Regions from separate parts of the Mus musculus genome. Here all the other regions are linked to region 2. A link is a loop called in an ENCODE intact Hi-C map of the cell type or tissue named here. Cell type or tissue: gastrocnemius. All regions are shown on one strand. Links, peaks and the distances in the headings refer to the core of each region. The heading gives the core; the rest is flanking DNA. Region 1 has its middle 32 kb from the start of Ccn5. Region 2 holds the start of Pkig (protein kinase inhibitor, gamma). Region 3 holds the start of Ttpal (tocopherol (alpha) transfer protein-like).

Evidence for each region. A loop is a pair of places that touch in the nucleus more often than their neighbours do. Peaks named below come from ENCODE experiments on the same cell type or tissue, not always from the same donor. Only the 100,000 strongest peaks of a DNase experiment are listed, where the experiment ranks them.
Region 1: it touches region 2 in a loop (2.9-fold over the local background); 3 of 42 quality-filtered maps call a loop at or near these places.
Region 3: it touches region 2 in a loop (5-fold over the local background); 6 of 42 quality-filtered maps call a loop at or near these places.

The regions. Positions count from the first base shown.
Region 1 is chr2:163,783,594-163,794,316 of GRCm38, reverse strand. No RefSeq gene overlaps it. Among named protein-coding and RNA genes, the nearest start is that of Ccn5, 32 kb to the left of the region's middle. In gastrocnemius, for the core only: CTCF peaks have their summits at 5,654 (motif pointing left) and 6,375 (motif pointing right); DNase peaks (open chromatin) are centred at 5,633 and 6,405.
Region 2 is chr2:163,652,456-163,663,178 of GRCm38, reverse strand. Pkig (protein kinase inhibitor, gamma) reads right to left here and starts at 4,793. Exons shown (of 4, transcript NM_001039391.2): 1 at 4,687-4,793. In gastrocnemius, for the core only: CTCF peaks have their summits at 4,725 and 7,665 (motif pointing left); DNase peaks (open chromatin) are centred at 4,177 and 4,788; H3K4me3 peaks cover 2,642 bases; H3K27ac peaks cover 3,753 bases.
Region 3 is chr2:163,598,073-163,608,795 of GRCm38, reverse strand. It overlaps Ttpal (tocopherol (alpha) transfer protein-like), which reads right to left and starts at 6,482. Exons shown (of 5, transcript NM_181734.3): 1 at 6,382-6,482; 2 at 1,122-1,584. The coding sequence starts at 1,569. In gastrocnemius, for the core only: CTCF peaks have their summits at 6,595 (motif pointing left) and 9,346 (motif pointing right); DNase peaks (open chromatin) are centred at 6,488 and 9,343; H3K4me3 peaks cover 1,776 bases; H3K27ac peaks cover 2,823 bases.

The DNA of each region.
Region 1 (10,723 bases), core at 1,648-9,647, 130 kb before region 2:
CCACAAAGGAGTGCCGAGCGGCCATAGCCCCAAGAAAGAACAAAGGCTTACAAGACTGGCTCAGGGTCTGTCGAGAGCTTGGGGGACCTCTCAGCAATGCAGGTTTAGCGGCTGCCATCCTTCAATCCCAAAACCGCTCCATGAGCAGAAATGATCAGAGGACATGTTTTAACTGCGGAAAGCCTGGGCATTTTAAGAAAGATTGCAGAGCTCCAGATAAACAGGGAGGGACTCTCACTCTTTGCTCTAAGTGTGGCAAGGGTTATCATAGAGCTGACCAGTGTCGCTCTGTGAGGGATATAAAGGGCAGAGTCCTTCCCCCACCTGATAGTCAATCAACTGATGTGCCAAAAAACGGGTCATCGGGCCCTCGGTCCCAGGGCCCTCAAAGATATGGGAACCGGTTTGTCAGGACCCAGGAAGCAGTCAGAGAGGCGACCCAGGAAGACCCACAAGGGTGGACCTGCGTGCCGCCTCCGACTTCCTATTAATGCCTCAAATGAGTATTCAGCCGGTGCCGGTGGAGCCTATACCATCCTTGCCCCCGGGAACCATGGGCCTTATTCTCGGCCGGGGTTCACTCACCTTGCAGGGCTTAGTAGTCCACCCTGGAGTTATGGATTGTCAACATTCCCCTGAAATACAGGTCCTGTGCTCAAGCCCTAAAGGCGTTTTTTCTATTAGTAAAGGAGATAGGATAGCTCAGCTGCTGCTCCTCCCTGATAATACCAGGGAGAAATCTGCAGGACCTGAGATAAAGAAAATGGGCTCCTCAGGAAATGATTCTGCCTATTTGGTTGTATCTTTAAATGATAGACCTAAGCTCCGCCTTAAGATTAATGGAAAAGAGTTTGAAGGCATCCTTGATACCGGAGCAGATAAAAGTATAATCTCTACACATTGGTGGCCCAAAGCATGGCCCACCACAGAGTCATCTCATTCATTACAGGGCCTAGGATATCAATCATGTCCCACTATAAGCTCCATTGCCTTGACGTGGGAATCCTCTGAAGGGCAGCAAGGGAAATTCATACCTTATGTGCTCCCACTCCCGGTTAACCTCTGGGGAAGGGATATTATGCAGCATTTGGGCCTTATTTTGTCCAATGAAAACACCCCATCGGGAGGGTATTCAACTAAAGCAAAAAATATCATGGCAAAGATGGGTTATAAAGAAGGAAAAGGGTTAGGACATCAAGAACAGGGAAGGATAGAGCCCATCTCACCTAATGGAAACCAAGACAGACAGGGTCTGGGTTTTCCTTAGCGGCCATTGGGGCAGCACGACCCATACCATGGAAAACAGGGGACCCAGTGTGGGTTCCTCAATGGCACCTATCCTCTGAAAAACTGGAAGCTGTGATTCAACTGGTAGAGGAACAATTAAAACTAGGCCATATTGAACCCTCTACCTCACCTTGGAATACTCCAATTTTTGTAATTAAGAAAAAGTCAGGAAAGTGGAGACTGCTCCATGACCTCAGAGCCATTAATGAGCAAATGAACTTATTTGGCCCAGTACAGAGGGGTCTCCCTGTACTTTCCGCCTTACCACGTGGCTGGAATTTAATTATTATAGATATTAAAGATTGTTTCTTTTCTATACCTTTGTGTCCAAGGGATAGGCCCAGATTTGCCTTTACCATCCCCTCTATTAATCACATGGAACCTGATAAGAGGTATCAATGGAAGGTCTTACCACAGGGAATGTCCAATAGTCCTACTATGTGTCAACTTTATGTACAAGAAGCTCTTTTGCCAGTGAGGGAACAATTCCCCTCTTTAATTTTGCTCCTTTACATGGATGACATCCTCCTGTGCCATAAAGACCTTACCATGCTACAAAAGGCATATCCTTTTCTACTTAAAACTTTAAGTCGGTGGGGTTTACAGATAGCCACAGAAAAGGTCCAAATTTCTGATACAGGACAATTCTTGGGCTCTGTGGTGTCCCCAGATAAGATTGTGCCCCAAAAGGTAGAGATAAGAAGAGATCACCTCCATACCTTAAATGATTTTCAAAAGCTGTTGGGAGATATTAATTGGCTTAGACCTTTTTTAAAGATTCCTTCCGCTGAGTTAAGGCCTTTGTTTGGTATTTTAGAAGGAGATCCTCATATCTCCTCCCCTAGGACTCTTACTCTAGCTGCTAACCAGGCCTTACAAAAGGTGGAAAATGCCTTACAGAATGCACAATTACAACGTATTGAGGATTCGCAGCCTTTCAGTTTGTGTGTCTTTAAGACAGCACAATTGCCAACTGCAGTTTTGTGGCAGAATGGGCCATTGTTGTGGATCCATCCAAACGTATCCCCAGCTAAAATAATAGATTGGTATCCTGATGCAATTGCACAGCTTGCCCTTAAAGGTCTAAAAGCAGCAATCACCCACTTTGGGCAAAGTCCATATCTTTTAATTGTACCTTATACCGCTGCACAGGTTCAAACCTTGGCAGCCACATCTAATGATTGGGCAGTTTTAGTTACCTCCTTTTCAGGAAAAATAGATAACCATTATCCAAAGCATCCAATCTTACAGTTTGCCCAAAATCAATCTGTTGTGTTTCCACAAATAACAGTAAGAAACCCACTTAAAAATGGGATTGTGGTATATACTGATGGATCAAAAACTGGCATAGGTGCCTATGTGGCTAATGGTAAAGTGGTATCCAAACAATATAATGAAAATTCACCTCAAGTGGTAGAATGTTTAGTGGTCTTAGAAGTTTTAAAAACCTTTTTAGAACCCCTTAATATTGTGTCAGATTCCTGTTATGTGGTTAATGCAGTAAATCTTTTAGAAGTGGCTGGAGTGATTAAGCCTTCCAGTAGAGTTGCCAATATTTTTCAGCAGATACAATTAGTTTTGTTATCTAGAAGATTTCCTGTTTATATTACTCATGTTAGAGCCCATTCAGGCCTACCTGGCCCCATGGCTCTGGGAAATGATTTGGCAGATAAGGCCACTAAAGTGGTGGCTGCTGCCCTATCATCCCCGGTAGAGGCTGCAAAAAATTTTCATAACAATTTTCATGTGACGGCTGAAACATTACGCAGTCGTTTCTCCTTGACAAGAAAAGAAGCCCGTGACATTGTTACTCAATGTCAAAGCTGCTGTGAGTTCTTGCCAGTTCCTCATGTGGGAATTAACCCACGCGGTATTCGACCTCTACAGGTCTGGCAAATGGATGTTACACATGTTTCTTCCTTTGGAAAACTTCAATATCTCCATGTGTCCATTGACACATGTTCTGGCATCATGTTTGCTTCTCCGTTAACCGGAGAAAAAGCCTCACATGTGATTCAACATTGCCTTGAGGCATGGAGTGCTTGGGGGAAACCCAGACTCCTTAAGACTGATAATGGACCAGCTTATACGTCTCAAAAATTCCAACAGTTCTGCCGTCAGATGGACGTGACCCACCTGACTGGACTTCCATACAACCCTCAAGGACAGGGTATTGTTGAGCGTGCGCATCGCACCCTCAAAGCCTATCTTATAAAACAGAAGAGGGGAACTTTTGAGGAGACTGTACCCCGAGCACCAAGAGTGTCGGTGTCTATGGCACTCTTTACACTCAATTTTTTAAATATTGATGTTCATGGCCATACTGCGGCTGAACGTCATTGTTCAGAGCCAGATAGGCCCAATGAGATGGTTAAATGGAAAAATGTCCTTGATAATAAATGGTATGGCCCGGATCCTATTTTGATAAGATCCAGGGGAGCTATCTGTGTTTTCCCACAGAATGAAGACAACCCATTTTGGGTACCAGAAAGACTCACCCGAAAAATCCAGACTGACCAAGGGAATACTAATGTCCCTCGTCTTGGTGATGTCCAGGGCGTCAATAATAAAGAGAGAGCAGCGTTGGGGGATAATGTCGACATTTCCACTCCCAATGATGGTGATGTATAATGCTCAAGTATTCTCCTGCTTTTTTACCACTAACTAGGAACTGGGTTTGGCCTTGATTCAGACAGCCTTGGCTCTGTCTGGACAGGTCCAGACGACTGACACCATTAACACTTTGTCAGCCTCAGTGACTACAGTCATAGATGAACAGGCCTCAGCTAATGTCAAGATACAGAGAGGTCTCATGCTGGTTAATCAACTCATAGATCTTGTCCAGATACAACTAGATGTATTATGACAAATAACTCAGCTGGGATGTGAACAAAAGTTTCCGGGATTGTGTGTTATTTCCATTCAGTATGTTAAATTTACTAGGGCAGCTAATTTGTCAAAAAGTCTTTTTCAGTATATGTTACAGAATTGGATGGCTGAATTTGAACAGATCCTTCGGGAATTGAGACTTCAGGTCAACTCCACGCGCTTGGACCTGTCCCTGACCAAAGGATTACCCAATTGGATCTCCTCAGCATTTTCCTTCTTTAAAAAATGGGTGGGATTAATATTATTTGGAGATACACTTTGCTGTGGATTAGTGTTGCTTCTTTGATTGGTCTGTAAGCTTAAGGCCCAAACTAGGAGAGACAAGGTGGTTATTGCCCAGGCGCTTGCAGCTCTAGAACATGGTGCTCCCCCTGATATATGGTTATCTATGCTTAGGCAATAGGTCGCTGGCCACTCAGCTCTTATATCCCATGAGGCTAGACTCATTGCACGGGATAGAGTGAGTGTGCTTCAGCAGCCCGAGAGAGTTGCAAGGCTAAGCACTGCAATGGAAAGGCTCTGCGGCATATATGAGCCTATTCTAGGGAGACATGTCATCTTTCATGAAGGTTCAGTGTCCTAGTTCCCTTCCCCCAGGCAAAACGACACGGGAGCAGGTCAGGGTTGCTCTGGGTAAAAGCCTGTGAGCCTAAGAGCTAATCCTGTACATGGCTCCTTTACCTACACACTGGGGATTTGACCTCTATCTCCACTCTCATTAATATGGGTGGCCTATTTGCTCTTATTAAAAGGATAGGGGGAGATGTTGGGAGCCGCGCCCACATTCGCCGTTACAAGATGGCGCTGACAGCTGTGTTCTAAGTGGTAAACAAATAATCTGCGCATGTGCCAAGGGTATCTTATGACTACTTGTGCTCTGCCTTCCCCGTGACGTCAACTCGGCCGATGGGCTGCAGCCAATCAAGGAGTGACACGTCCGAGGCGAAGGAGAATGCTCCTTAAGAGGGACGGGGTTTCGTTTTCTCTCTCTCTTGCTTCTTGCTCTCTTGCTTCCTGCACCCTGGCTCCTGAAGATGTAAGAATAAAGCTTTGCCGCAGAAGATTCTGGTCTGTGGTGTTCTTCCTGGCCGGTCGTGAGAACGCGTCTAATAACACTTGGGCAGCCATTACATGCTGAATATTCGGTTCCCAAGCTTATCAGCCTTCGTCCATCCCATCCTGGGTAGCTCTGCCTGCTGGTTAAACACACCACCTGGGCAGAACAGGGCTAACATACAGATCTCTTACAAGGTGGAGTCTTTTTTGTGTTCGCAGGCATGGCATCGTCTGGCTGTGGACCATCAGCTTGCCTTTCACTTGTGTGCACCTCTCTCCTTGCTCCTCAGGCCCTCTTGGAGCCTGGGATGGGTGAAGGCTTGGTACTTCACCAGCCTGTGGATTCTGCCGGACATAATGCTGGATACTGGGTGTTATCTCTGAGTACATGCCACCCCCTGCTGGTCAAAGTGAGTTTCACAATACTGACCTGGATAGCAGGGAGCCTGGGGCAGCTGGGATCCCAGTAGAGGGTCTCTAGAGTCCAGGTAAGCAGCATCAACTGTTTGTCAAATGGAAATGACCTTTCTTGCCACTCACAGGCTTGTGGGGTGAGTGTTTAGGCGGTGGCATATTTAGAGGATGTGATGGATAGCCAGGGCAAGCCACAGGATGCCTGGGGTTGCTGGCATTCTGAAGGCAAGAGTCCAAAGATGGGAAAGGAGACAGATGGATGGCTGTACTTCCATGACCCCACAGTTATCCACCAAGTGTTTAGACCCCAGTTTCCTATTCTGTGGAATGGCCCCTTCACTGTCCAGCAAAGGGCATAGACAAGAGGGATACAGATATGTTCGCACCTGTATAACTAACTCTTCCCCATGCCCAAGCCAGCAGGGGCTTGGCCTCTCCCCCAACTTCAGGTAAGGCACACCATATCCATTCAGTGACATCTGCGGCACTAGTCTCACCCTCTCCAGGAGCAGAGGACACTTGGTAGTGCAAACACTCTTGCTTCCCAAGGGTACCCAGTGAAGCCCACTGCCATGGTTTTTTGGAGGCGCTGGGTGAGAGGAGTGTATCTGACATTGTCTGACCCCTACCATGGGGCCTGATTCTCTTTGACGTTCAGCTCTTGCCTAATGGGGTTGTTATAATTTTGATCTGAACCTGGACTCCCAGCTTGGAAGTAGTGAGAGCTTTGCTCTCTTGACCACTAGAGGGCCCCCTAGACATCACTAACCTGCCCTGCTCTAGCTAGAATGTCCTCATGGGCACAATCAGCATAGCTTCCTTTCTGGCTCAGAAGTGGCTCTTAGTGGCCAAGGATACAGTAACTGTCCCATGTCCCTTGAGCCAGCCACAAGTGATGAGGATTGGTTGCACTAATCCATATAAGTTTTCTGAACTCCGGAGCTCAGAAGGCTGCTGGCTCATCAAGTCCAGAGCGCACAAGTCCTCTCCCTGGCTGCATACCACTGCCTGGGGCACTGGGTGTGGGCAAAGAGCTGACCTCTGAAGCCAGCTCTTCACATTTGTCTGTATGGGTGCCTAGACCTCTCTGAGCCTAGGCTTCCTTTGCTATGCAATATACGTATCAACACCTGCCCTGGGATATAGTCAAGGAACCTCTGTATCCTCACCTGTCATGTCCAAGGTTATCAACATCAAGCTACAGCTGGGAGCAGCAATTAGAGCTAATGAAACACTTCCAAATGTTTTCCTATCCCTAGCCTGGTGGTGAGGCTTGTAAGGCCCTGGCCACCAACCAGGCTTCACCTGAAAGGGCACGTTGAGACTTGGCTCCTTTGATGCAGATACAAGCAGGAATCCAGCCCAGCCTCCCATTCCACCATTACAAGATATTTCATCACCGCTGCCTGAAGCAAGGACGGAGAGCCCAGCATTCCTACAGTGTCCAGAGGAGACCTTCCCTCCGGTCAGGGAGCACAGCTGCCTTTATTAGTGTCACAAGCTCAGGGTCCAGAGGCAGTCCTCCTTAGACGCTGACGTCCCCAGGATGCTGGCAGCTCTGGCAGTCTAGAGGAAGCTCTCAGTCTCTACCTGGAAACCTGGGTACCAAGGTGGAGATGGCAAGTCACACAATGAACCAATCACCATGGGTTCCTGAATCTATAGAGAGGGCCATTTTCAGACTCTGCAGGGCTATACCTGACTCCCAACTCTCCAGATGTTTGGCTGCAGCTTTCTTTTTTCTTTTACTGAGAGGGCTCATGTACCCTAGGATAGCCCCAGACTTAACGTAGCTAAGGGTGACCTCCAACTCCTGATCCCCCTGGCCCCATCATGCCCATTTGGGATTTTTGTTTTGTTTTGTTTTGTTTCTGGCCTGGGATTTGGAACCTCTACCTCCCACGTGCTGGACCCAACCAAGTGTTGAGAGTTTTGGTTTATGGTTGTATTTTTTTCTCACATGAGACAGTTTTTCATTTAACATTTATTTTGTTTTGCATCTTAATTATTTGTGTTTGCGTTTTTGCCTTGTTCCCTCACCCGTTAAGGTGTTTTTACACACCACCTTGCCTTAGAGTCAGTTTATTGTTGTTGTTTATTATTGGTTTTTCAACTTGCCTGTTAGGAATCTGTTGGATTTTCATCCCTAACAATGGTAGATTGGCAATGAAAATTATTTGTCAAAAATGAATACACATACACACACACACACACATATTATTCTGAAAGAAAAGAAAAGCTATTTGTCTTAGTCAGGGTTTCTATTCCTGCACAAACATCATGACCAAGAAGCAAGTTGGGGAGGAAAGGGTTTATTCGGCTTACACTTCCATGCTGCTGTTCATCACCAAAGGAAGTCAGGACTGGAACTCAAGCAGGTCAGGGAGCAGGAGCTGATGCAGAGGCCATGGAGGGATGTTCTTTACTGGCTTGCCTCACCTGGCTTGCTCAGCCTGCTTTCTTATAGAACCAAGACTACCAGCCCTGAGATGGTCCCACCCACAAGGGGCCTTTCCCCCTTGATCACTAATTGAGAAAATGCCTTACAATTGCATCTCATGGAGTCATTTCCTCAACTGAAGCTCCTTTCTCTGTGATAACTCCAGCTGTGTCAAGTTGACACAAAACTAGCTAGTACACTACTGATTGTAGGTAGAGGAATGTCATATTTACTCCTGTGGCTTTCCATCAGGTCAACATTTACCACTGGACTGTCACTTTTCCTGCCGTCCCTAAATGTGACAGACTCACTTGGATAGGAGGCACAGCTGGGGGCCTTTCCAGAGAGGACCAACAGAAGTGGGAAGCTCACTGTGAGTGTGGGTGGAAGCATCCCACAATGGGGGAGCCCCAGGCAGTGGGAGCATAGCATTTCTCCTCTCCGTGCTCCCGGAGGAGCTGCTCAGCCCTGCCAGCTCCGCCCCACCACAGTGGACTTGACCCTCTGAAGCCGTATCTTTCCTCTGAGTTGTTTCTGCCGGGTGTTTTGTCATAGATAGGTGTCTTAGTCAGAGTTTCTATTCCTGCACAAACATCATGACCAAGAAGCAAGTTGGGGAGGAAAGGGTTTATTCGGCTTATACTTCCATGTTGCTGTTCATCACCAAAGGAAGTCAGGACTGGAGCTCAAGCAGGTCAGGGAGCAGGAGCTGATGCAGAGGCCATGGAGGGATGTTCTTTACTGGCTTGCCTCACCTGGCTTGCTCAGCCTGCTCTCTTATAGAACCCAAGACTACCAGCCCAGAAATGGTCCCACCCACAAGGGGCCTTTCCCCCTTGATCACTAATTGAGAAAATGCCTTACAGTTGGATCTCATGGAGGCATTTCCTCAACTGAAGCTCCTTTCTCTGTGATAACTCCAGCTGTGTCAAGTTGACACAAAACTAGCCAGTACAATAGGAAACTCAATTTGTTTCACAAATGGGGTCAGAGGCCACTGTCCATGACTGCTTGGGGCCATGTGCTTGGACAAAGCATGGTGTTTGTTGTTCCCCAAGAGTCAACCTGTCTTCCTTTCTGAGTCACATTTCCTCATTGGACATGGGACTTGCCAATTTGGGCAGTGATCCCCTGGGATCTCTCTGCCTCCCAAGAGCTGGGATTATGACTGCACAACCATCTTACTACGTGGGTACTGGGAACTGAACTCAGCATCTCATGCAGGCACGGTCTCCTCGGCCTCTTTAACGTGCTTCTTTAACTATGACTAAGTGTACATTGAATAAATATATCTTCACCCCACTTTTATTCCCATGCATAGGTGTTGTCATGTAACTACCCCGTCTCTGTGATTATTAGAGATCAGAACACTGGGGCTTTGCAGTGCTTCAAAGCCGGTAAATAATTGTCTCCATGGAAAGGCTCCTTTCAGGCATGCTCTGGGGATGCCTCAGTCATCTTTTCCCACTGAAATTTAAAAGCGGGGAGAGGGATCTGGAGAGATGGCTCAATGGTTTAAAGCACTGTCTCTTCTTCCAGAGGTCTAGAGTTTAATTCCCAGTAACCACATGATGCTCACAACCATAGGTAATGGGGTCTGAGTCTCTCTTCTGGTATGTATGATGACAGAATACTTAAATACTTAAAATGCATGAACAGATAAATCTTGGAGAGAGACAGAGACAGAGAAATAGAGAGAGACAGAGGAGACAGAGAGAGAGATTGAGAGGGACAGAGAAAGAGAGGGGGGAGAGAGAGCCAGAGACAGAGAGAAGAGAGAGAGGGGTTAAGTTAGTAGTTCCAAATAAGGAAAGGTTGTCCCAGGATTTATGACCTGGACATGAAGGAGACAGAAGTTGGCCATCAAGGAAATGTCAATCAAAACCACAACAAGCTACCTATCATGGAGACTGCCACAGCCAAGACAGACATAACAAGAATCATTGAGGATGTGGGGAAAGCTGAGTTTTCCTGCACTATATCTGGGTGACAGAACAGGGCAGCTCCTTTGGGAACCACTGGCCAGTCAGCGGCCCCTCCCAAAGCCCCAGAGAATCAGAGTTCTCCTCGGACCCAGAGTTTCTGCTTAAAACAGATGTCTGAACCAGCTCAGGACTGCCACAGGGGACAAAAGGCAAATAAACTGTGTTACTGCTCAAAACACAGTATGCGTTGGCTCCAGGCTCTGTCCAGTGCTCTCAACAGCTTTGTCACAGAACTGCTGATTAGACCATGAGGTCAGAATGTCCACCGGCTAGGAGGCTGCCATGACAGGGCTGAGATAAAACTGGTAGAGTTCAAGATGTCCATACACAGAGACACACAGACACACATAAACCCATGTACACACAGAGAGACATACACAGACACACAGACCACAGAGATAGACAGACAGACAGACAGACAGACAGACACAGAGAGACAGAAAGAGAGACACAGAGAGACAGAGAGAGACATACCCAAACAGAGAGACACACACGGACACACACACAATCAGACACACACACATACACACATACACGATAAAGAAAAATAAAGGACCATTGTCACTGAACAAAAACTGGATAAGCCCTCTATCCTCATGGACTCTTGGTATGTTTTAAAAGCACTGATTTTGGAGACCACACCCCGAGCAAT
Region 2 (10,723 bases), core at 1,355-9,354:
GTTAGAAGCACTTGCTTGTTACAGCTTTAATCCCAGCACTCAGGAGGCAGAGATAGGCAGATCTCGAGTTCAAAGCCAGCCTGGTCTACAGAACAAGTTACAGGACATACAGGGCTACACAGAGAATTGCTGTCTTGAAGAAAAAAAAGTATATAAGTGTTTTGCCTAAATATATGTCTGTGGACCATGGGTACACCTGGTACTTACAAAGGTCAGAAGAGAATGTCAGATCCCCTGGGACTGGAGTCACAGATGGTTGTGAGCCACCACGTGAGTACTGGAAACTGAAACTGGGTCCTCTGGGGAAGCAACAATTGCTTTTCTTCCTCTTTTGTGGGGGTGGGGGGGTGTGGATTTTAAGACTGGGGTTTCTCTCTGTGGCCCTGGGTATGCTGGAATTTGTTCTGTAGATCAGGCTGACTTCTAACTTGGAGATCTGCCTGCTTTTGCCTTCCATGTACCACCAGTATTTTTAAATTATTTCTCAAATTATCTCAGCACATAATATAAAAAGTATAAACTGACAGCATCCAGGTTGTGACCAAGAGTAAAAGCTGAGTGGGGAGCTGCCCAAGCAGGAGGACCTGAGCTTGGAACCTCCAGCATCCACAGGAAAGTAGACCACAGGGCTGAGGGATGCTCAGGTTACAGCAGCCGCTACTCTACTCAGGACCCAGGTTTCAGTCTCAGCAGCCACATGGTGCCCACAAGTCCAGCTACATATACAGGTATATATACACATACACACACACATACATACCTACATACATACATATACACGTACATGAAATAAGCATGGCTGTGCGTGCCTGTAGCCCCAGCACTATGGAGGATGGAGGAAAGGGGATCCCTGGGGCTTGCTGCTGCCAACCTAACTCTAGGTTCAGTGAAAGACAGAGAGTGATGGAGTAGAACGTCACACCTGCACACACAGGTGCACGCACCACACACACAATGAGTCTGGACTCCTCAGCAAACTAAAACACAGAACCCAAATATACCCTGATCTGGGGTAAGCATTTTACCATAGTTTCATCCATAAACCGATGATCATAACAGAACCTGTCTCATAAAGGTTTTATAATGATTATATCATTGAGGGATTATAGAGTGCTTGCCTAGAACCCACAAGGCACTCAGTTCAACCCCTAGAAACCTGCCCCATACGACAAGGTTATATTGAGATTAGTGCATGACAAGCACTTCATAGACTAGTTTGAAATATCCTGCTACCTGCCAATAACGAGAGCATCGTTTGCGCTCCACACGAACACCTTTTGTCTGTGGTTGGTGCCTGCCACTGGTGCACTTCTGTTGGCAATAACCAACCTCTCTGCCTGAGCCTCTCCACTCCTGCCTTCCTGAGACGGCTGTGCTATCGCATTTCCCTTCCACTCCCAGGTCTTCTCAGCCTTTCCTCCCACCAGCTCTGTGCCAACTGCAGTTAAGTTGTCTCCCATGCTTTAAAGAAAACCCTTCCCTTACTCTCAGTCGGGCTCCAGCCTCCCCCTCCCTCCACAGCCACCCTGCAGGGAGCTGCCTCCGCTCTGTCTTCTCACATCCCACTCTTACCTCTTCCCACTGATCCATTACACTGAAGCTTTGGAAGCTGGGACATTAGAGATTCCACCCCCGCCATTTCGCCACATCTGCTCAGTCAGGGCTCTAGTGACCTTGGAACTGATTTATTCAGATGGAACCTTCTGACTTTAATTGCAGCTGCTGGCCACCTGACCACACATTCTTGGTTTCCTCTTACTTCCAGAGCCATTTCTTCTTGGTGTCACCTAAATGAATGGTTCTTCCAAGACTGCAAAGCAGCAGCCTGGGCCTTTAAAAATCTCTCATTATCTTCCAGTATTATTGGGGTTTGGGGGAAGAGAGCGGGTTGTTTCGTTGACACAGGGCCTGGCTATGGAGTCCAGGCTGGCCCCGTACTCCTGACCCTCCTGCTTCAGCCTCTGAGTTCTGGATTGCAGGTGTGAAGCACCACAGCTGCTCAGCACTGACATTCCTCTTGGAGCTGAAGTGAACTGCTTTCACCTCCATAAACACACTAATACTGCCCAGTGTGGTAGCACACCTTTAATTCTAGTACTCTGGAGGCAGAGGCAGAGGAGCCACTGTACGTTTTAGGCCAGCTTGACCTACAAAACAAGGTCTCAAAATAAACAAATTCACAAATAAACTTGTGTGTGCATGTGCATGCTGAGATGAGGTCTCATTCAGCCCAGCCTAGCCTTGAACTTGTTCTGGAGCCAGGGCTTAAACTCTTGGTCCTCCTGCCTCCACCTCCAACTGCTGGAAAGACAGGCAGGTGCCACGCTGGGCTCAGTGACATTGCTTTTGTTTTGTTTTGTTTTGTTTTGAGACAGGGTTTCTCTGTATAGCCCTGGATGTCCTGGAACTCACTTTGTAGACCAGGCTGGTCTCGAACTCAGAAATCCACCTGCCTCTGCCTCTGCCTCCCGAGTGCTGGGATGAAAGGCGTGTGCCACCATGCCCGGCTTGACATTGCTTTTCAATATTGTAAAATACTGTCTTTTTCCATTCTCACCATCTCTCCAGATAGAGCTAATTCTCACTACTCCCTCCCCCAACCTCCAGACTAGATTGTATTCACCTGATCAGAAACACCCAGCAACACCTCCCATTACACTGCCACTGCCAGCCTAATTTCCCAACTAGGCCCTGATCTCCACGATAAGAACCAGCTTTCTCATCCAGCTCTGCCCAGTGCCTGGCACCTCACACTTCCTATGGGTTAGATGTAGTTTGTGTGCACGTCCCAAGGGTTCACATGCTGACATTTCTGCTTCAGATGGTGAGTGAAGACAGGGGAAACCACACTGACATAGTGTCCAGAGGAAGAAGGCAGCATCAGATAAGGTCAGAGGTTGTAACTGGATCCTGGAACTGCCTGAGAGAAGGTCATGGGTAAACAGCTCTGAGGCAGTACCCCTGCCTGCTGTGGACAAGGGTCTCTTCGACCCCCACATCACAAAAAGAGGAACCCTTGAACTCCCCATCTTGTGATATGCTCAACAAGCTGAGCCCTCTCAGGACTCTGCCATAAAAAGAACATGGTCAGAAGTGGGCTCCAAGAATCTCCAGAACTGTAAGCTAAAGAAACCTCTTCTCTCTCTCTCTTTTTAAAGATTTATTGTTATATGTAAGTACACTGTAGCTGTCTTCAGACACACCAGAAGAGGGCATCGTATCTCATTACAGATGATTGCTGGGATTTGAACTCAGAACCTTCAGAAGATCAGTCGGTGCTCTTAACCACTGAGCCATCTCGCCTGCCCCGAAACCTCTAATCTTGCTAAAGCGAGTATGTAGTTTTAATAATGAAAAAAAGGTCTAAGATAATTGTCAATATCTGTTTTTTTTTTTGTTTTGAATCGCCATAAAGAACTGGCTGCAAAGCAAAAAATAATAGCAAGGAGACCAAAGAGGGTGAGAGGTCTACTTCTGATCAAGGGCGCGCATAGAATCGCGGAAGCGCATGCGCACACGCTCACCCGCTTCTAATTAGACGCCTCTGCAAGCTCACAAACTCAGGAGCAGAGACATGAGAGTCAGGAGTTCAAGGCAAAGCCTCAGCTACACAGCAGCATTAATCAAGACCAGACTGTAGGCCACAAAATCCTGTATTAAAACAAACAAATCCCTTGAGGGTTCACAAAAAATAAAAAGCAAACATCCTAAAACTTTACCCATAACGCCACCTCCGACCCTAAAAAAAGTCTGTCAAGAAGAGCCGAGGCTTATCCTTCAAACATCAAGTAGACACTCTTGCTACCTTTTGGACTCCCTTCCAGCCTGAAATTCTTGGGAGAGTCTCTAGAAGTTTGGCTGTCTCCTCAAGGCACCGTTTTCCTAACACTAGGCACACACACCAGACTAGTCTTCTGGCCAAGACAAAAGGCAAGCTACATACCTCCTTTTGGAAGTAACCTTCTAGTGTAATCCTCTCTCTCTGATCACCTCTGAAGGTCTACAACAGCCTCCACTGCATTCAGCTTCCTGTACGTGTAAAACCATAGCTCAAATTACACCAAAAACCAGTCCATAGGTCAGTTTCCTACGGGCAGGAGTGGAGTTCCCTAAGGACAAGACGTCTCATTCACTTTTTTTTTTTTTTAAACCGCTGGCGATCAGCCCAGGCCCTGGTTCTCAATAAATACTCAATGATGCTCCTCGTAGTAGTAACAAGAAAAGCGCCCATGTAGTGAGGATTTTAAATATAAAAACACGTTTTGATCATCTTATAAGACAGGTATTATTATCCCCATTGTGCAGGTGAGAAAACTGACTCAGAAATAAGTCCGATCTCGCCGACCTCCCACCACCACCACCAACGAAGAGCGACACACGCAGACGTTCTCTTCAGTTCCTAGCTACTCCGCGACCAACCCTCATAAAATAGGAGCTTTTTAAAAATTACTATTTAAAAGGAAAACTTTCGAGTGAGGCTCCAGAGATACATAGGAATAAAAGCGGAAAGCGCACCCACCCGAACTCGGCCGGGGTCAGAGGGCGTCGCAGGCGCCAGCTCGCGGGCCCAAGGGACAAAGGTCCGGCCCTCTGTCCTTGCCTGGCGTCCCCGCGACCCGTTCCTCGCCGGTCGCCCGGCGGACCGCTCCTCTCCGGGTCACGTTCACCCGCTCTACCGCCGCTTACCTGCCGCCTTGTCGCCTCGTAGAGCCCCGGCCGCCGGCGCGAGCGCCTCCCCGGGGCCGCCTGGCGCCCGCAGCCCGCCGCCGAGCCGTTGCCTAGGCGACGCGACTGCCGAACTCCCGCGTCGCTTGCTCTACGGCGGCCGGGAAGGGACGCGACTGGGAGCAATGGGCGGAGGAAGGAAAGCGGTCCTGAGGCTGGGGTCTTAGCTCTCCAGAGAGGTGGCCAGTGAAAGATGAGCATGGAGGCCATCGAGGCTCTAGGTGAGGGCTTGTCCCTCGGATGTTTATGCCACCAGATGTAGCTTTTTTTTTTTTAATTACTTTTTTGATGGTGGTACACATGCTCTATTACTGAGCTACAAGCCCAGCCCTCTGACTGAAAATAAAGACTAGAAAAATTGATGTGGAGTGACAAATTCCTCTGTCATAATCTCTGAAACGAAGGGGTGTGGCAAAAAAGTAAAAGTTTTTTGTTTTTGTTTTTTTTTGGGGGGGGGGGCACGAAAATTTAAACACCAGAATTAATTTCAGCATGGGAAATAATTAATTCATATTCAGCAATTAGGTTTCCTGGGGGAAATCCTGCAAATATAAGGGACCCTAAGTTCAAAGGGTGCTCCTAGCTGGTGTGGAGCTCGTATCCACTTGGGGGAAAAACTATGAATTAGACTAAATCTGAATTCAGATTAAATCAGTTGATTGCTACCACTAACAGAATCACAGCCTTGGATGGCAGCCTTAGAGCCAAATCAAAAGATTGCCTTGCCAAGGAGTGGCTAAAGGAAGGGTTTACAAAGATGGACATCAGCAGTGGGCATCACAGTTATCTCATGCTTGGTGGAACCCACAGCTGGGGGAAGAACTGGCTTTCCTCCTCTCAGTTGTTTCTCATCCCACTGTACAGAGGGAAAGGGTCCGCCTCATCCCAGTCCCAGAGCCATAAGCAGGTTTACAGAAGCCAGAGCAAAGGGGTTGACTACCTCACAGAAGCAATGTCCTGTTTCCTCTTCTTGTCTCACATAGGGAAGGCCTGTAGGCCCCTAGGATTCTCCTGCATTTTAGGTCAGAATGGCTTCTTAAGCTATTTAAGGAGTTCTTGGTACACCTTAAGTTCCTTAGTTATTATAGGAGAGTCACATATAAATTGTCACACAAGCTAGACCACTCAGGGGAAATGGAAAGTGTCATTAATGACTGAGAGAGTGGTTTCTTCCAGGACAGCCAGGGCTACACAGAGAAACCCGGTCTCGAAACAAACAAACAAACAAACAAACATATCACTAACTTGGGGCTATGTGGTTAAGAGGACCTATCACACTCCCAGAAAACCCTGTTTCAATTCCCAGCAACTGCATGATACCTAACAGCTGTCTGTAGCTCCAGTTTCAGGGGATTTTTATGTCCTCTGGCCTCTGTGGGCACCAGGCACATACATGGTGCACAGACATGCATGTAGACGAAACATTCATACACATAAAATAAAATTCCCCTACACATTTGTCGCAGATGTGCAGCTTGGTCATCATGTGGGTCCCCAAACAACTGGAGCATGGGCTGTCTCTGACTCTGCTGCCTGCCATTGGATCTCCTTCCCCTAGCTGGATTGCCTGGTGGGGCTTCCCACACGCGGCGGGAGAGGATATACTTAGCACCTGCTGTGACTTGGTGTTCCAGGGCTGGTTGGTATACAAAGAGGGCTTTCCCTTCTCTGAAGAGAAGGGAAGAGAAGATAATGGGGAGAGGAAGAGGAGGGTGAGACTGGGAAGAGAGGAGGGAGAGGGCTATTACCAGGATGTAAAGTGAATAAATAAATTAATGAAAAAGAAATGAAATGAAATAAAAAGAATTTTTTAAATATCTTTTTAAAAAAAAACAGAGATCAGACTCTGATCTGAGCATGCTCACTTGGACACTGAAACTGTGATCGAAAGCTTGGGATAAGATTTTTTTCTGAGGGGATAGCTCAGTTGGTAAAGTGCAAACATGAGGACCTGAGTTCAGATCTCCAGCATTCATATAAAAAGCTGAGTGTGATGTCATCTGCTTATAATCCCAGTGCAGGGAAGAGAGAGACCAGGGGCTCTCAGTGCAGGCCAGCCAGCCTAGCTTAAATGCTGAGAGCCCCAGATCCCATTAGCAGACCCTGTCTCAAAAGACAAGATGGTTGGTTCCTGAGAAATGGCAACCAAGGTTTGAAAGGACGACATAGACCCCATTTGTCTCCATGTAAGGACCAGGCATGACTTCAAAAATGACTGTAAGGCACCAGCTCCGGGAACAGACCATAAATCCCAGAAACTAAGCCCTAAGACACCAGCTCCAGGAACAGACCATAAAATCCAGAACAAGATCATAAAACCCCCTCCCAAAGAACAGCCTAGGGACAGCCACTAAGATGGGGAAATATCTTATCTCAGAATGGGCCACCTGCACTGGGCAGCCCTAGTTCATCCTGTGATTAAACATGCATGACATGGGAATGCAGACCACTGACCTCTTGTGATCCCCTAGCACCCACCAATGAAATGTTAGATGACTTAATCCTTCTAGACAGTTCTCTCAGTCCCCTATGAGAAGGCCTGCCTGCCTTTGTCTGAGGTCGCCATTTTGGAGAATGGTTGACTCTTAAAAACGCGTTCTCACGCCCGGCCAGGAAGAACACAACAACCAGAATCTTCTGCGGCAAAACTTTATTGCTTACATCTTCAGGAGCCGGAGCGCAAGCCCCAAGCCCCAAGAACGAAAGCCCCTCATCATCCCCAAAACGAAAGCGAAACCCCTGTCCTTATTTCGGAGAGTTATCTTTTTTTGCCTCAGACGCATCACTCCCTGATTGGCTGCAGCCCATGGCCGAGTTGACATCACGGGAAAGGCAGAGTACATGGGGCGGAGACCTACCCTGGCACATGCGCAGATTATTTGTTTACCACTTAGAACACAGGATGTCAGCGCCATCTTGTGACAGCGAATGTGGGGTGGCTCCCAACAATTCCCCCTTTCCTTTTAATAAGAGCAATAGGCCACCCATATTAATGAGAGTGGAGATAGAGGTCAAATCCCCAGTGTGCAGGTAAAGGAGCCATGTACAGGATTAGCTCTTAGGCTCACAGGCTTTTACCCAGAGCAACCCTGACCTGCTCCCGTGTCGTTTTGCCTGGAGAGAAGGACACTTGGACACTCAACCTTCTTGAAAGATGACATGTCTCCCTAGAATAGGCTCATATGCCGCAGAGCCCTTCTACTGCAGTGCTTAGCCGTGCAACTCTCTCGGGCTGCTGAAGCACACTCACTCTATTCCGTGCAATGAGACTAGCCTCGTGGTGGTGCAAGAGCTGAGTGGCCAGCGACCTATTGCCTAAGCATATAAAATCAGGGGAAGCACCATGTTCTAGTACTGCAAGTGCCTGGGCAATAACCACCTTGTCTCTCCTAGTTTGGGCCTTAAGCTTACAGTCCAACCAAAGAAGCAACACTAATCCACAGCAAAGTGTATCTCCAAATAATATCAATCCCACCCATTCTTTAAAGAAGGAAAATGCTGAGGAGATCCAATTGGGTAATCCTTTGGTCAGGGACAGGTCCAAGCGCGTGGAGTTGACCTGAAGTCTCAATTCCCGAAGGATCTGTTCAAATTCAGCCGTCCAATTCTGTAACATATACTGAAAAAGACTTTTTGACAAATTAGCTGCCCTAGTAAATTTCTCATACTGAATGGAAGTAACACACAATCCCGGAAACTTTTGTTCACATCCCAGCTGAGCTATTTGCCATAATACATCTAGTTGTTTCTGGACAAGATCTATGAGTTGATTAACCAGCATGAGGCCACCCTGTATCTTGACATTAGCTGAGGCCTGTTTATCTATGACTGTAGTCACTGAGGCTGACAAAGTGTTAATGGTGTCAGTCGTCTGGACCTGTCCAGACAGAGCCAAGGCTGTCTGAATCAAGGCCAAACCCAGTTCCTAGTTAGTGGTAAAAAAGCAGGGGAATACTTGAGCATTATACATCACCGTCATTGGGAGTGGAAATGTCGACATTATCCCCCAACGCTGCTCTCTCTTTATTATTGACGCCCTGGACATCACCAAGACGAGGGACATCAGTATTCCCTTGGTCAGTCTGGATTTTTCGGGTGAGTCTTTCTGGTATCCAAAATGGGTTGTCTTCATTCTGTGGGAAAACACAGACAGCTCCCCTGGATCTTATCAAGATAGGATCCGGGCCATACCATTTATTATCAAGGACATTTTTCCATTTAACCATCTCATTGGGCCTATCTGGCTCTGAACAATGACGTTCAGCCGCAGTATGGCCATGAGCATCAATATTTAAAAAATTGAGTGTAAAGAGTGCCATAGACACAGACACTCTTGGTACTCGGGGTAGAGTCTCGATTCCCCCTTTCTGTTTTAATAGATAGGATTTGAGGGTGCGATGCGCACGCTCAACAATACCCTGTCCTTGAGGGTTGTATGGAAGTCCAGTCAGGTGGGTTACGTCCATCTGACGGCAGAACTGCTGGAATTTTTGAGATGTGTAAGCTGGTCCATTATCAGTCTTAAGGAGTTTAGGTTTCCCCCAAGCACTCCATGCCTCAAGGCAATGTTGAATCACATGTGAGGCTTTTTCTCCGGTTAAAGGAGAAGCAAACATGATGCCAGAACATGTGTCAATGGACACATGGAGATATTGAAGTTTTCCAAAGGAAGAAACATGTGTAACATCCATTTGCCAGACCTGTAGAGGTCGAATACCGCGTGGGTTAATTCCCACATGAGGAACTGGCAAGAACTCACAGCAGCTTTGACATTGAGTAACAATGTCACGGGCTTCTTTTCTTGTCAGGGAGAAACGACTGCGTAATGTTTCAGCCGTCACATGAAAATTATTATGAAAATTTCTTGCAGCCTCTACCGGGGATGATAGGGCAGCAGCCACCACTTTAGTGGCCTTATCTGCCAAATCGTTTCCCAGAGCCATGGGGCCAGGTAGGCCTGAATGGGCTCTAACATGAGTAATATAAACAGGAGATCTTCTAGATAACAAAACTAATTGTATCTGCTGAAAAATATTGGCAACTCTACTGGAAGGCTTAATCACTCCAGCCACTTCTAAAAGATTTACTGCATTAACCACATAACAGGAATCTGACACAATATTAAGGGGTTCTAAAAAGGTTTTTAAAACTTCTAAAACCACTAAACATTCTACCACTTGAGGTGAATTTTCATTATATTGTTTGGATACCACTTTACCATTAGCCACATAGGCACCTATGCCAGTTTTTGATCCATCAGTATATACCACAATCCCATTTTTAAGTGGGTTTCTTACTGTTATTTGTGGAAACACAACAGATTGATTTTGGGCAAACTGTAAAATTGGATGCTTTGGATAATGGTTATCTATTTTTCCTGAAAAGGAGGTAACTAAAACTGCCCAATCATTAGATGTGGCTGCCAAGGTTTGAACCTGTGTAGCGGTATAAGGTACAATTAAAAGATATGGACTTCGCCCAAAGTGGGTGATTGCTGCTTTTAGGCCTTTAAGGGCAAGCTGTGCAATTGCATCAGGATACCAATCTATTATTTTAGCTGGGGATACGTTTGGATGGATCCACAACAATGGCCCATTCTGCCACAAAACTGCGGTTGGCAATTGTGCTGTCTTAAAGACACACAAACTGAAAGGCTGCGAATCCTCAATACGTTGTAATTGTGCATTCTGTAAGGCTTTTTCCACTTTTTGTAAGGCCTGGTTAGCAGCTAGAGTAAGAGCCCTAGGGGAGGAGATATGAGGATCTCCTTCTAAAATACCAAACAAAGGCCTTAACTCAGCGGAAGGAATCTTTAAAAAAGGTCTGAGCCAATTAATATCTCCCAACAGCTTTTGAAAATCATTTAAGGTATGGAGGTGATCTCTTCTTATCTAAACATGTAAATATTGATTTCTCTCAAAGGAGGAAATATGCGTGACATCTATTTGTCAGACCTGTAATGGCCTGACGCCACGAGGGTTTACCCCTACGTGAGTAG
Region 3 (10,723 bases), core at 1,872-9,871, 55 kb after region 2:
AAAGATACACTTTTGCTTTGAGTTGGGCGTATGCTTTTATGCTTTTCCCAGCAGTGGGGAGACAGAGGCAGGTATAGCTCTGTGAGTTTGAGGTCAGCTTGTTCTAAATTGCAATTTCCAGGACAGCTAGGGCTACATAGAGATCCCTTTTCTCAATAAGTAGGTATATATATATATATACATGTATATGTGTATATACATATACATATATATATATATATATATATATATATATATATATAGAGAGAGAGAGAGAGAGAGAGAGAGAGAGAGAGAGAAGAAAAAGAAAGCTACACCAAGAACCACTATGAAGTTCTGGTACCAGTGAATGAATCAAGGGGTTCTGATCACAGCTTAGTGGTACAGTCCTGTCCAGCAGGTGTGGGCCAGGGTTACATTCCCAGCACTAAAATGAAAAGGGTAAAAATATAGTGATTCTTGTCAAGGTTTAACCTAACGGAGAAGAGGAGGGGGAGGGAGGCAGGGAAGAGGCGCCTTTCCAGGCTCTGTCCAGCCCACACTGGCTCACTTAGACCTGTCTGTACTCAGCCCACTGAGAGGAGGCGCTGGGAGGGGCTGGGCAGGGCGTGCCTGTGTCTGTGGCCAAGAGCAGATTCCTGAACCCACCGCACTCTCTCCTGAGGAAATTTGAGTTTGATTGACAGAAGCTCACTGCGCAGTCAGGTGGCCTGAGAACTGAGAGGGGCCAGAGTTTGCTTTGCTGCCTTTTGGAGGAAAAGCATGAAGAAGCTATCTGTGCCAAGCACAGACAGAGCTGGAGGCCCGTGCCCTGGGGTCCATGTTCTTTGGTGCAGTAGATCTGGGAGCTGTTTCTGCCTCATTAGGTCAAGGCTTGTTGTCCTCAGGTAGTCAAAGTCAAAAGAGCTTTGGAGCCAGCCACAGTGATACATACTTAAAATCTTAGCCCTTGGGAGGGAGAGGCAAGAGGGTCAGGAGTTCAAGGTCATCCTCCGCTGCACAGTAAGTCTGAGGTCAGCCTGGGCTGTTTAAAAAAGCTAAAACCAAAAAGGAAAGACCCTTCACTAAAACAAAGAAGTAGGGGACTATGAGAGGAAACGGGGTGAAGACCCATCCCAGAGAGAGCACACGTTCCCCAGTACCTGGTCGGATGCAGAGGACATGGCAGCCCCTGGGGTCCGTGTGGGGCAGCACTGTAAGGAATCCAGAGTTGAGAACGTCTTTCAGGGCTGACGGCCTCAGGTTGCTGAAGACCTCTGGCCAGCTCCGCCTGCAGCCGTGGTAGTTGACCAGCAGCTGCAGGGCCCGGTCATAATCAAACTTTCGGGCCCTCAGAAAGCGCAACAGGAAGGCATCGTCCAGCGACGTGCTCAGGTATGGGTACTCCTTCCGCACCATGTCTCGGAGGGCCTGCACATCCCGCAGCCTCCACTCGGGCTTCTCCTGCAGCTCTTCCCTGGCTTTGGTGACCAAGTCTTCTGTCAGGGAGCACACGTAGCCGGGAGGGTCCGGTGGAGGCAGTGGCAGCTCATTTTCGGAGAGTGAGGCCACAGAGGGGCTGGTTCTCAGAGAGTCACTTTCTTCTGACATTAGCTATCAGGGTCCCTGCTGACACACAGGCCACAAGTGAGATTAAGAAGGTGAAGCGTGAAGCCACTGGTGGTGGTGCGTGCCTTTAATCCCGGCACTCAGGAGGCAGAGGCAGGAGAAGCTAAATGAGTTCACGGCCAGCCTGCTCTACAAGTGAGTTCTGGGACAGCCACAGCTATTACACAGAGAGACCCTGCCTCTAGAGGGGGAGGGGAGAGAGAGAGAGAGAGAGAGAGAGAGAGAGAGAGAGAGAGAGAGAGAGAGAGTGAGTCAGTTGATGGTGCAACAGGTAACTTTTGCCACACAACCCTAAAGACCAGAGTCTGATCCCAAGAACCCACAGAAAGCTGAAAGAATTAACCCCATTCGTCTTCTGTGCCCTCTCCAGGGACACCTTGGCATGTATATATTCATGAACTCACATATATGTGTATGCATGTAATTTTTTAAGGTGAGTCATGGCTTACATGGGACCCCGAGGGACGGGAAGTTTTCCGATGTGAACTCAGGGAGGTGAGTCCCTAGGAGGAATGGTCGTGATCTGAGTCACATACCTAAGTCACATCCAACAGTGAGACACTATGTCTTCTTGGAAGAGTCTAAATAGAGGCTCATTACACAAATGTGAATGCAAACAGCAAGCAACCCTGGGATTCAAACCCAGTACCAAAAAAAAAAAAAAATACTGGTGAGAATATACACTGAACTCTTTTAGAGAACAGTTTGTCAGTACTGAGATTCAAGACTAGGCTGGAAGACAGTTCAGTGAGCGAACCACTGCTTTGGTCCCCAGTATCCACACAAATGCCAGGGACAGCTGCCTGTGCGTCTGTAGCTCCAGCGCTGGGGAAGCGGAGGGTAGAGACAGGAGGATCCCCGAAGCCCATTGGCCAAGCAGACTCGTGAAATAAGTGAGCTCCAGCTTATTAGACTGTCTTAAAAAATAAGCTGGAAGGCCAGCAAGATGGCTCAGTGAATGAAGGCACCCGACAGCAAGCCTAGCAATGGGAGTTTGATGTCTGGAACATACATGGTGGAAGAAGGGAACTGACTCCCATGAGTTGTCCTCTGATCTCCATATCTACACTGTGGCATAAACATGCCCCACCTTGTCCCATCCGAATTAATAATTGATAAAGACACCCAACACTGACATCACACATACACACACAGAGAGAGAGAGAGAGAGAGAGAGAGAGACAGACAGACAGACAGACAGACAGACCAAGAGACAGTCAGACACAGATCTTCATGAATTGACATGAAGGAGAAAAAAGCCAGAAGAGAATACAGAAAACAATCAGATTTGTGTGGAAGGAGATTAAAAAAAATTTATCAGCAGTTACCTCTAAGAAATAGATCTGAACAACTGGACATTTAAGAGAATTTTTTTTAACTATACTGGTGTTTGTTTTGAGACTATGTAGCTCAACATGGTCTAGAACTTGCCGACCTCATGTCTCAGCCTCTAGATGCTGGGATTACACAGGCATGTGACACCATGTTCAGCTTGCTTGAATTTTATTTTTACAATGTAACTTACTACAGTGATCATAGAAATGTGTCAGATCTGCTGCTAAGGACATAGAATCAAGGGGCCTGGCTGTTGTCCCTTCAGCACTATCCACTTACGGCTAGGCTTTGTACAAACAGCCTCCAATTCCCCCAGTCAGTGAGTGGCCAAGAGAGAAGTGGGTACCTCCAAGAGGCAACGGTGGTTCAAGTTCTCTGTCTCTCTAGCTGGATTCTTCCAGGGCCTGGCCTGCTCTCAGAGATTCTTCCTGCCTAAAGCTCCTTCACAGGGGCCAGACCTGCATTACAGACCAAAGGCTCTTCCTTTGTCATCTCCCTTCCCTTTGCTTATGCAGGCGCTCCAATAAACTCGACACACTGCCTGTCCGTCTGTTGGTACTAGGGCTTGATATTGGGCAAGCCTGCACTCACTCACTACTGAATGGAAAACAAAAGACAGCTGCCCAAGGTGTCCTGGGAATAAGCTAGCCGCAGGACTCCCTGGCTGCAGAGCCTAAGCCTCCGTTCATAGGACACTGATCTTCCATCCCACGCTCAACAAGAAAAGCAGGGCCATCTCAGAGTTCGTGTACATACCTGTAACGCCCTGGCTAAATTCCTGATCCACTGCGGCCAGTGGCCGAACAGGCTACTCCCTCCAAATCTCAGGGTTGCCCACTCCATCTCTCAGATTCCAACCTCTAAAGCTATATCCTCATTCTGTGCATATTCTGGTCCCTCTCAATGGCATGTTCTTCCTCCGGCTCATCTCAACCCGCACAGATTCACCCTAAGTCCTGAGTGGATGACACACAGGCATCCAACAAATCTCAAATACTTAGGATGCACCTGGTTTTCCAGGTGCTGGGGTTGTAGGTGTAAAGAAAAAATTCCCACTTCATTGAGCCCAGTGGAGATAGGAGACATTTCTAACCATAATAGCCATTCCTTTATTATGAAGAAGGAGTGGGAGGTGGGATTAGGTTTGCAATTTTAAATAACGCAGTCAGGCAGCAAGGCTCCCGTAGGTTAACACTTGAGCAAAAATGAGAAGACAGGATATGCCAAACACATCCCATGGTCGGGTGAAGGTATCTGAAAATGCCTGGCTTTTCTGAGAAGCCAGACACCCAGTGTAGCCCAGTGAAGGAAGCAAGGTGAAAGTAGATGAATTCAGAGGCCTACTGGCGGGTAGTGGTCAGGACGCTGTAGGCCAGTGAGAACCTCAAATTTTTGTGCTGAGAGAGGAAAGGCAGAGCTGGTTTGACATGATCCGATTTCTACTCAAAAGGACCACTCGGTTGTCTCATGTATGCATGAGGGGTGTGGAATGGCGGGCCCACCTGAAGCCCCAGCCTGGCTGAGTTCAAACCATAGAAATGAACTTTCCAAAATCTACAAAACCCCTGTAAAAGTGGAGAGAACCGACTCAAGGCTGACCTCTGAGCTCCAGGTGTGTACCATGCCATGAGCACCTACACATCGCAGAAAGTACCAGTGAGAAGTAACTTTCATCTTAAACATGTACCGCAGGGAAGTGATGACCTAGAGCCGAGGTTCTCACCCTACCACTGTGACCCTTTAATACAGCTCATGTTGCGGTTACCCCAGCCATCAAAGTGTTTCGATTGCTACTTCATCATTTTGCTAGTTATGAATCACAATGTCAGCATCTGTATTTTCCAATGCTCTTTGTGAATCGCGACCCACAGGTTGGGAACCACTGGTGTAGAAAGTTCACCAATCCAGGTGAGAGGGGACAGTGTATGTGAACTGACTCCTGACTGTCTGAGCTGCTTGGGTGTGAGCTCTGTGGACTAGCACATCTCCCATTCTTGACATGTGTGTAGGTAATCAGTGTGTGATAGTCAGGTCTTGTGCATTAACCTGAATGTAGCACCTAAAAAGCTATAAGACATATAGGTCCCACATCATAAATATTTTATTTTAATGTACTTTTACAGAGGTGTGCTGAGCAAGGGATGGGACAATCTTGATCTCACGGGATCTGCCCTGGGCTGTTTCCATGGCAACTTGTTTCCAACAGGTAGGTGCCTAGAATCCTAATTCATTGCCTGAGATTGACCGCGGTGCCACAGACTATAGAACTAGCCCCAAAGGCCCTCTCCTTTCTCTCCTCCATTTACCAGGGAGGACAAACTAATAATCCACATTCTTAGACTATCTCACACATCTGACACTCTCTGCATGAAGGCTTCTCTCCATGTTAGCTGCCAAGGCCCAACTGCGATGGGATCTAGTCTGTAAATCCCCGCTCCATCCCCCCCCCCCCCCGCCCCCTTCCTCAGGGTGAGTTCCTCCAGGTTTCTACAGCCCTGGGTTCCTATTCGTCTTTAGAAACTTTTACTTAGTGTCACAGGTGTCTACAAGGAACTCTTCTGGGTCAGTTCCCACCCAGTCATTTATCAAAGAATTACTGATGGCCTCCTGTACCTGTCAGGCACTGTGCTGACAGATGCTAGGGACACAGCAGAAAACAATAACGCCTTGCCTCGTGCGGTTTACATCATGGACTGATGCAAAGAGGTCCTACAGGCTGAGGGTTCTGCTTTGAATCAAGCTCCCCATTGTACATCTGTTTCTTTATTTCTTCCTGGGCATTTGTTGCTGGAGATAAACCCCAGGGCCTTGCACATGCAAGGCACCACTCTCCCACTGAACTACACTGTCGGCTCCACATTTCATCTTCACAATAACTGAGCGTGCTGATTATCGTCAGTTGCCACTTTACAAAGGAGGGAACTGACCTCCTACAATGTGAATCATCACTACAGGCCAGAGAACTTGCCTGTGGAGTCACCACAAGACCCAGTGCCGGCTCGCGACAGCACTCCGTCAACATCAGGGGAAGTACGGCAAGCCCTGTCCAGTGAGGCAGAGCGAAGAAGGGTCAAGCCCCACCCTGGTCTCATCATCTCTATCTTCCACCTGCAGCTTCCTGCTGTATCCCCAAGGGCTCAGCAGTGGCTGTCAGCCTCGACAACGACGTGATGGACAGGAAATAAAGCCTGACACCCTCCCCACCTGGAGCCATCTCTCTCTCCGGGGCATCCCCTCTCGTCCACAACAACAGGAGGCAGGAAGCCATCTCTCTCGGAGCCCCAGAGACCTGCGAGCCGCTGACAGCGTCCCAAGGCCCCTACTTCCGGTCTTCGCCCCCTCCCCAGGTGTCCCCATTTCCTGGGGTCTCCCGCCCCTCTGGCCCACTTCCGGCGATCTCGCCCTCTCCGGTCCCTATCTCTGGCCCCTCGGCGCACACCCGGGCTCGTGGGCACTCACCAGCCCGGCGGCGGGCGGAGCGCGGGTCACGGCGGCAGGAGCCTCGGCTGGCAGCGCGCGCAGAACAGACCCGCACTCCCCGGCCGGCCGGCCCGGCCCTCGCGCCGGAAGTGACGCTCGAGCCGCGTGTAGGCGGCGCCCATCCGGGAATGCGCATGAGTGAACTTTGTAGTGCTGACTTGGGGCTTGACACCACCTGGTGGCCCCGGCTGTGCAGCTGAGTTGGGTTTCGGGTGGGGAAACTGAGGCCTCGGGGAGGGAAGCTGGAACACACTGCCATATGCCTAGTGTTCTACATCATTTTCTCATTAAATTGTCTTTTTATTTATTTATTTTCATTTTATATATATATATATATTTTTTTTTTTCAATCCCCCTGCCTGCTGTGACCTCTAGAGAAGCGGCAAATCAATGCAGAAACCAGCTTCAGACCTAGACCTCAGGCTTATCATTTGCAGAACTACTCTGTCCTCAGCTGATGTCTGGACTGGCTGCCTGTGTCAGTATGCCATCAGCTGAGCCGCTTTGGCCAAGTGCACTAGCCTCTTCGCCTCTATTTCTTCGTGAATAACGATTCTTGCCCTGGACCCCGACTCAGAAACTACTTGTTTCCTGCTCTGGGGCTCACAATGTTGTCTCGAGACAGCAGTAGTTTGAAAAGGAGTTTATTAACTCCACATCTGACCCATTTACTAGCCTCACCACACATACCCATGGTTTGTGCAACTGTAATTTCGAGGCAAATCTCTTTTAGGTAGAATAAGGACAACAGACCATTTCTAGAGAGAAATTTCGTCGGTCTAAGAAAATGTCATATTCAAAGGGATAACCTTAAGTCCCTCATCCTTTCCCTACCTTATGAATAAGTGGAGTCCTAGAGTGGTGGGAAGTGACCTTCAAGGACATAAGGACACAATGGATTTTGCCAGATGTCAAACTAAATATGTGAGAGGGGTTCGAGGTACCCTGGGAATTCTGAGTTATGTTTATCTGTTTTGTTTGTTTTTAATAGAGGGTGCCTTTGTAGACCAGCTGGCCCCCAACTCATGACTCTTGCGCCTTGTCTTCTGAGACAGTGAGTGTGTGCCGCCACCCCAGGTTACAAGTCATGAGACTTGCAGTCCTCCCTTCTCTCCAGTCACCAGCTTCTAGGCTGCCAAATAAAATATAGAACTCTCAGTTAAATTTGAATTTCAGATAAACAAAGGTCTATTTTTAAGACTAGGTTCCTTATGTAACATTTGGGACACATACTTTAGAAATGTTTGTTTCTCAGAAACTCACATTTAAATAGGTGTCCTGTCCCCCGTCCGCGCCCCCCCCCCGCCCAAATCTAAGTGTTAGTTTCCTGTTCCATTTATAACAAATTACTACATAGTGACTTCAAATAACACAAATGTATTTTGTTGCTTTGCTAAAGACACCGGGGAGCTGGGAAGGCTGCTGTCTCTCTGGGTACTGGTTCTCTTTTCCAACTTGCAGAAGCTACTGAGCTACTGGTATTATTTGGTCCATGGTCTTCCCCACATCACTCCGACATCTTGCTTCTGTTGTCACAACGGCAACTGACTGAGTCCTGAATACCCCCTCTGTGTTCTCTCTCCCTCTCTCTCTTTCTCTCTCTCTTTCTCTCTCTCTTTGTGTGTGTGTGTGAGTGAGAGAGAGAGAGAGAGAGAGAGAGAGAGAGAACTTGATGTAATCTAGGCTGACTTCAAGTCCACAATCCTTCTGTGTCACATTTGGAAGTCCTGGAATCATAAGTGTGAATGCTCATGTCTCTTACAAAAGTCATGTTCAAATATTTGAGAAATTTGGGCATCGTGATGCACGCCTTTAACCTCAGCTGCGTTTGAGGTCAGCTGGCCAGTCAGGACCATGAGTAAGACCCTGTTTCAAAGATTTGTTTTTGAGACACTTACTCAGGTTGGTCTTGAACTTTCAGTTCTCCCACTTCAGCCTCTTGAGTAGAAAAGATCAGGAGACACGTCACCTCCAGCTTCCTGCCTCTCACTTATAAGAATGTTTACAGTTACATTGGGCCCATTATTGGGAGAACCTGGAATAGTCTCACCATCTGAAGATCCTTAAGCACACCTATAACATCTCTTTGACCCCATGAGATATTTACAAATTACAGAGGCTAAGATGAGGACATCTCAGGGGACAGGACATGATTCATCCACCGAAATCTACTAATCTTAATTCAAATTATATGACGTTGGCCAATCTATTCAGGCTCCCAAACATCTGGATCCCTGGGCTGGTTAGTGTTATCTGTCAAATTCATAGGCTCTAGAATCACCCGTGAAGTGGATATCTGGGTATGTCTATAGGAATTTGCCTTAACTGTGGCTCACTGAATAGGGAAGACTAGCTGGGATCATTCCCTGGTTGGGATCCTGGACTGTGGAGAAAGGCAGCTAAGCAGCAGCCTTTGTTCACTTCTCTCACTAAGCTTCCTGACTGGAACACAATATGACTGGCTACCTTAAGTGCTGCTTTTCATGATGGCCTCTGTACCCTGAATTGTGAGCCTGAATAAACTCTTCCTCCTTCCTGTGTGTGTGTATGTGTGTGTGTGTGTTTGTGACAGGAGCTCTGGCTATCCTGGAACTCACTACATAGACCGGGATAGCCTAGAACTCACAGAGACCCACTTCTCTCTTCCTCTCAAATGCCAGAATTAAAGGTGTGAGCCACCACTGCTGGCCACCAACTCTTCCCTTCTTAAGTGGCTTTGTCAGGAATAGAAAGGTAACTAACATAGTCTTCAGAAGCAAAAACAAAACAAAAAAGCTGATTAAATGAGCTCATAAGACAAAAATAACTTTTCTCAAGCTGCACAAATAGTAGGAGGCTTCTGGAGCAAAGCTTTAGCCCTGCTGGCCCAGGTGTTGAGATTAAACCTCTCTTCCAGATGAACAGTTTACCGGTGGCCCTGGCAGCCCAGCCTGCACTTCTAGATGCTGACAGTAGGGGGAGATGAGCTTGGTGAGGATGGTCAGCCTTCCTGAGTGAAAGTTTAGAGATGGCAGAAGGGTGTCAGACAAACAAAACAGGAGAGTTTTCTCATGTTGAGCAGCTGTAGACAATGAGGCACTAGGCTCATATCATATAATATATCTAAATATACATGTATATATGTAACATATACCCATATATGTATATATCCTTCTGTATATGTTTATATATAATATATATGTGATATATAATATATATGATATATATGTGATATATATCTATATAGATATATATCCTTATAATGCTTATACTGAAAACAATGGGAGAGATGGTCTTTACAGAATAGGACATTCCAATTCAGAAAGGATCCGAGATGAGAGTCAAGTCCAAATGTCAGTGTAGTCGCAAATTTTACTTCATTCTAGAGACTATACCACGCTTGTCTCTTTGGTTTCAGAGGTTGAAAGACAGGCTTGGATCAAGGAAGGGCCAGAAGCTGTCCACGTTTACAATTAAATAGGTGAGCAGAGACTTGAGTTTCTGTATTGTTGCCTGTCTTGGACAGCCAGAAGTAACCGATCTGGAACATCACATTGAAAGGACCCGTTGCCATGTGCACAAGGAGAGCTGTGAGCCTTGTGCAGGGGCCCCTTGGGAACTCCAAGGAATGATGTCCAGAGATCTGGTCCACTGGGACTCGGAATGTCTGCTAGCTGTGATCACCCGCTCCAGATCAGAAGGTCACCAAAGGTCAGCTTTCCCTGCATCCTGGCCTCTCTGAGCTTCCTTGCCAGTGTGCCACAATGGCTTGGAGCACCAGAGCTGTCTCCAGCTGTATCTACTTCAGCTGTCTATATTGGAGATGGTGGCACGACTCAAGGGACTATTTTCTTTTTAAAAGCAATGTATAAGCATATTCATGCAGCTCACAGGTATTTACACCCCTGTTTTTGAGACAGGGTTTTGCTCTGTAGCTCTGGCTAGCTTGTAACTCACTGTGTAGAACATGGTAGCTTCAAACTTACAGCAGTTCTCCTGCCTCTGTCTCCCAAGTTCTGCGACTACAGATATGAGCGATACACCCTACAACAAACTATATTCTTTCAAAATTATGTTTGCTTATTTTGTGTGTGTGTGTTAGCACACACATACCACAGTGCATTTGTGGAGGTCAGGGGTCAACTCACAGGAGTTAGTTCTCTACCAACATAGGTCAAGCCCAGGTCAAGTCCAGGTCAAGCCCAGGTCAAGTCCAGGTCAAGCCCAGGTCCACAGACTTGGCAATAAGCATCTCCACTGATCAAACTATCTTGCTGGACCCTCTATTTTTTTTTTATTTAATTGTCATTATTGTTGCTTTTGAGATATACTCATGTGTCGC